2 separate regions of the Homo sapiens genome follow, and region 2 is linked to region 1. A link is an interaction called in ENCODE POLR2A ChIA-PET data of the cell type or tissue named here. Cell type or tissue: Panc1. All regions are shown on one strand. Each heading gives the region's core, and the rest is flanking DNA. Links, peaks and the distances in the headings are about the cores only.

What was found. ChIA-PET counts read pairs that join two places held together with the same protein. Peaks named below come from ENCODE experiments on the same cell type or tissue, not always from the same donor. Only the 100,000 strongest peaks of a DNase experiment are listed, where the experiment ranks them.
Region 2: POLR2A ChIA-PET joins it to region 1 with 18 read pairs; 5 of 35 experiments call an interaction of 5 or more read pairs at or near these places.

Annotation. Positions count from the first base shown.
Region 1 is chr4:151,002,723-151,005,645 of GRCh38, reverse strand. All of the region lies in intron 2 of LRBA (LPS responsive beige-like anchor protein), which reads left to right. Among named protein-coding and RNA genes, the nearest start is that of LRBA, 11 kb to the left of the region's middle. RefSeq lists an enhancer at 936-1,550. In Panc1, for the core only: no CTCF peak of the experiment used is centred there; a DNase peak (open chromatin) is centred at 1,215.
Region 2 is chr4:150,917,433-150,920,355 of GRCh38, reverse strand. The region is part of intron 5 of LRBA (LPS responsive beige-like anchor protein); the gene reads left to right. Among named protein-coding and RNA genes, the nearest start is that of LRBA, 96 kb to the left of the region's middle. In Panc1, for the core only: no CTCF peak of the experiment used is centred there; a DNase peak (open chromatin) is centred at 1,573.

The DNA.
Region 1 (2,923 bases), core at 204-2,703:
GTGACAGAATGAGATTACGTCTCCAAAAAAAAAAAAAAAAAAAGCCTGGGTAACAGAGCAAGACTCTGTCTCCAAAAAAAAAAAGAACAGTGTCATTATTTTCAAAAGTCTCTTATAATCTACTCTGTATAGTTTTCTAGTATTCATTCATTAGCTCTCATCTAATGTGGTATATACAGGGTTTTTTTTTTTTTTTTTTTTTTTTTTTGAGTTGGAGTCTTGTACTGTTGTCTGGGCTGAAGTGCAATAGTGCGATCTTGGCTCACTGCAACCTCCGCCTCCCGGGTTCAAGGGATTCTCCTGTCTCAGCCTCACTGGGATTACAGGCGCCTGCCACCACCCCTGGCTAATTTTTTGTATTTGTAGTAGAGACAGGCTTTCACTATGTTGGCCAGGCTGGTCTTGAACTCTTGACCTCATGATCCGCCCACCTTGACCTCCCAAAGTGCTGGATTACAGGCGTGAGCCACCGTGCCCGGCCATTACAGGGTGTTTTATAATCTTGGATTCTGAACTAAATTTTTGTGGGATTTTATTTGTGGGAATCCTGTGTAGATTAGTTTGTGTAAGTTTAACATCTTTCTTGACTATTTCTTGACTATTTCCCTCTCCTCCACTTCTTATCTTTTTTCCCTACCTTCTTTCTTTCTTTTTTGAGTCGAAGTCTCGCTCTGTCGCCCAGGCTGGAGTGCAATGGCATGCTCTTGGCTCATTGCAACCAACCCCTGTCTCCCAGGTTCAAGTGATTCTCCTGTTTCAGCCTCCCGAGTAGCTGGGATTACAAGGCTCATGCCGCCATGCCTGGCTAATTTTTTGTACTTGAGTAGAGATGGGGTTTCACTGTGTTGCCCAGGCTGGTCTTGAACTCCTGAGCTCAGGCAATCCACCTGCCTCGGCCTCCCAAAGTGCTAGGATTACAGGCGTGAGCCACCGCGCCCAGCCGTTACCTTATTTCTTAACAGATTTATCTTCTAATATATTATGTAACTTAATATATTTTGCTTTTTGTCAGTTTCTGTCCATTACAAGAGTACCCTGCCTTAGTCACATGTTAGCTTTTCCCAGTTTCTATTACCTTCCGTTAACCATGGTCTGAGAATATTAAATGTAAAATTTCAGAAATAAACCATTAGTAAGTTTTAATTTGCATGTTGTTCTGAGTAGTGTGATGAAATCACTCTCTGTCCCACCAGGATGTGAATCATCCCTTTGTCCAGCATCATGCTGTATGTATATGCTACCTGCCTGTTAGTCAGTTGCCGTCTCCGTTATCAGATTGATTGCGGCAGTATTGCAGTGATTATATTCAAGTGACCCATATTTGTACCTAATAGTGGCCCCAAAGTATAATAGTAGGCTGAAGCTGGTGGATCATGAGTTCAGGAGTTCAAGAACAGCGTGGCCAAGATGGTGAAACCCCCTCTCTACTAAAAATACAAAAATTAGCCGGGCATGGTGGCAGGCACCTGTATTCTCAGCTACTTGGGAGGCCGGGCAGAGAATTGCTTGAACCCAGTTGGGCAGCATGGCGAAACCCTGTATCAACAAACCATACAAAAATTGGCCTGGCATCGTGGTGTATGCCTGTAATCCCAGCTACTGGAGAGGCTGAGGCAGGAGATTTGTGGAACCCAGGAGGTGGAGGTTGCATTGAGCTGAGATTGTGTCACTGTACCCCACACTCCAGTCTGGGTGGCAGCATGAGACTGTCACACACACACACACACACACACACACACACACACACACACACACACACAGCAGTTGGCTATAGATACACATATTCATTTCTGGATTGTCTGTCTATTCTGTTCCATTCGTCTATGTGTTGGTTTTTTCTTTTCTTTTTGTTTTGAGACAGGGTCTTGCTCTGTTGCCCAGGCTAGAGTGCAGCGGCATGATTACAGCTCACTGTAACCCCAGCCTCCCGGGCTCAAGCAATCCTCCCACCTCAGCCTCCTGAGTAGCTGGGACTATGGTACATGCCATCACAGCTGGCTAATTTTAAAATTTTGTTTGCAGAGAAGGGGCGGGGGCTGGGGGGATTGTCTCACTATGTTGCCCAGTCTGGTTATGCGCTCTGTTTTTAGGCCAGTACCATGCTGTTTTCTTTTATGATAGACGTGATATACATCTTGTCAAGTAGTGTGACACCTCCAGCTTTGTTCTTTAGGCTCAGGATTCCTTTGACTATTGGCTTTTTTTTGGTTCCATATGAGTTTTAGGATTTTGTTTTTTTTTTTTTTTTTGAAACCGAATCTCATGCTTTCACCCAGGCTGGAGTGAAGTGGCTTGATTTTGGCTCACTGTAACCTTCGCCTCCCAGGTTCAAGCGATCCTTCTGCCTCAGCCTCCCAAGTAGCTGGTATTACAGGTGTGCGCCACCATGCCTGACTAATTTTTTTGTGTTTTTAGTGGAAATGGGGTTTCACCATGTTGGCTAGGCTGATCTGAACTCCTTAACTAAAGTGATCTGTCCATCTTGGCCTCCCAAAGTGCTGGGATTACAGGTGTGAGCCACTGTGCCTGACCAGGATTGTTTTTTTCTATTTCTGTGAAAAATGATGTTGGTACACACACACACACACACACACACACACGCAAACACATACACACACACATATTTTTTTTTGAGACAAGGTCTTGCTCTATTGCCCAGGCTGGAGTGCAGTAGTGCGATCTCGGTTCACTGCAACCTCCACCTCCTGGGCTCAAACTATCCTCTCATCTCAGCCTCCTGAGTAGCTGGGACCACAGGCAGGTGCCACTACACCCAGCTAATTTTTTGGGGGTAGTTGCCATGTTGCCCAGCCACCATGTTGCCCAGGCTGGCTTCGAACTCTTGGACTCAAGTAATCCTCCCACCTCAGCCTCCCAAAGTGCTGGGATTATAGACTTGAGCCACTGCATCTGGCCATTTAAT
Region 2 (2,923 bases), core at 162-2,661, 85 kb after region 1:
GCTTGTCTCGAATTCCTGACCTCAGGTGATCCACCCACCTCAGCCTCCCGAAGTGCTGGGATTACAGGCATGAGTCACCACGCCCGGCCCAAGACAAACTTTTAAAAAAGATATTTCAGTCTATTCTTTTCCTGAGCTTATCTTTCATTCTTTTTTTTATGTTAGTTCTCATAAAATCTTATATTAGGCCCTGTGTAGCCTGGCAGTATCTGCAGAAAGATAAGAATATGTTTTAATATGACATTTGTGATATTTAAATGTTATATACACAATATACAACTTTCTTTGAAAAGTTTTATTGCCCAATTTTTTCCTTTACAGTTTTTCCTTACAGTCGATTTTAGATTTGTAGCTTTTCAGAATAATTTTACTTTCTTATCATAGCCTATCATTGCCTCTAACATTAAAAAAAGTGTTCTTATGAGATTAACCTTTTTCATGCCTCATGTTATAATTTTATTATTTACAGTTCTGAGATTGCAGTGCATGCATTTATCTTGAAAGTAGGGCAGGTGAGCTGAACAGCTTTTGAAACTTGAAGAGAATAGATGTTTTAAATATGTTTAGTGACTTCCTTTCCTTAAACATAGCTTTTACTGGGAATTTAAAGTAGTCATGAATAAAGTATTTTTGCAAAGCTTTTACATCTTTGCTATCGTTTTTGGTGAGAGAGAACATGTGTACGCACTGAATATATGTTTTTCTCCTAAAATTTTTTTTTGTCAGTCTGTGAGTTGTAATTATTCTTTTCCTTTTTTCTTAATGCAACGTTCATTTTTGCATTAATGCAACGTTTAATGCAACGTTCACTCTTGAAGTCTCAATAGTGTTATTACTGAAGTTTGGCTCTATGATGTCTTTCATGTTTTATGTCTTATCTAATACATATAAAAGAATATATGTATAATATGTATACATAAATGCATATGTAAGTTACAATAAAACAGACACTTGTGCAGTTTGAATTTTTTACAAAACAGCTTTATTGAGATATAATCCACATACCACACAATTAACTCATTTAAAGTATATAGTATAGTAGGTAAATGTGTTCACAGAGTTGTCAACCATCACCACAGTCAATTTTGGGACATTCTCATCACACCCAAAAGAAACCCCATACTGATTAGCAGCCACTCCCCATATTCCCCAGCCCTATTCTGGACCATTCATATTAGTGGAATCATACAACATCTGGTCTTTTGTGACTGGCTTTTTTCACTTATCATAATGTTTTCAAGGTCCATCCATGGTACAGCATGTATCAGTACTTCATTCCTTTTTATGGCTGGTATTATATTGTATGGATATACCATACTTTATTTAATCATTTGTCAACTAGTGAATATTTGGGATTTTCACTTCTTGGGCTAGTATGAATAATGCTGTTATGGACATTAGTGTACAATTTTATGTGTGGACATATGTTTTAATTTGTCCCAATCTCTAGATTAGGTCATATGGTCTTTGTTTAACATTTTGATGAACTTCCAGACTGTTTTCCAAAGTAGCTGTAACATTTTACGATCCCACAGCAATGTATAAGGGTCAAATTTCTCTACATCCTTGCTAAGATGGTTAATGTCTATTTTTGTTTGTTTGTTTTTGAGATGAAGTCTTGCTCTGTCACCCAGGCTGGAATGCAGTGGTGTGATCTTGGCTCCCTGCAACCTCTGCCTCCCGGTTCAAGCGATTCTTGTGTCTCAGCTTCCTGAGTAGCTGGGATTACAGATGTGTACCACCATGCCCAGCTAACTTTTGTATTTTTTAGTAGAGACAGGGTTTCACCATGTTGGCCAGGCTGGTCTTCAACTCCTGACCTGAAGTGATCCACCTGCCTCAGCCTCCCAAAGTGCTGGGATTATAGGCGTGAGCCACCGTGCCCGGCCAGTATCTGTCTTTGTGATTGTATTAGTAGCTATCCTAGTTGGTATGAAGTGATATCTCATTGTAGTTTTGATTTGCATTTCCTTTATGACTAATGATATTGAGCATCTTTTTATATTTTTATTGGCTATTTGTATATCTTCTTTGGAGATATGTATATTTAGATCTTTTGCCCATTTTAAAATTTTACTTGTCCTTTTATTATTGAGTTATAAGAGTACTTTATATATTTTGGTTACAAGTCCTTTATCAGGTATTCAGTTTGCAGATGTTTACTTCCATTCTTGTGGCTTGTCTTTTCACTTTTTTGATGGTGTTCCTTAAAGCACAGGTTTTAATTTTAATAAAGTCCAATGTATATATTTTTTTCTTTTGTCACTTGTCCTTTTGGTGACATAATAAGAAGGATTTGCCTAACCAAAGGACACCAGGGCCTTATGCTAATACCACAGTCTTCATCACTGTTGCTTTATATTAATGGTAGGTTTTGAAATGGTAGTATGAGTCTTCTAACTTTGTTCTTCTTCATTTTTTTTTTTGAGACAGATTTTTGTTCTTGTCACCCTGGCTGGAGTGCAATGGCATGATCTCGGCTCACTGCAACCTCTGCCTCCTGGGTTCAAGCAATTCTCCTGCCTCACCCTCCTGAGTAGCTGGGATTACAGGCACCCACCACCACGCATGGCTAATTTTTGTATTTTTTTAGTAGAGGCAGGGTTTCACCATGTTGGCCAGGCTGGTCTCGAACTCCTGACCGCAGATGATCTGCCTGCCTTGGCCTCCCAAAGTGCTGGGATTACAGGTGTGAGCCACCGTATCTGGCCTGTTCTTTTTAAAAGATTGTTTTGGCTATACAAGATCCTTTTATTATGTAGTATGATCTTTTAAATAAAAATCTAAACCAAGCGGTAAAGCCATTTGTATATTGACTTCTGAATATAATTTAAAAATATTATGAACTAATCCTCTTCAGTTTTATATTTGTAGTTTTATAAAAGCAGCATATACCCAGTTTTTCTCTTCTCTCTTTCCATTC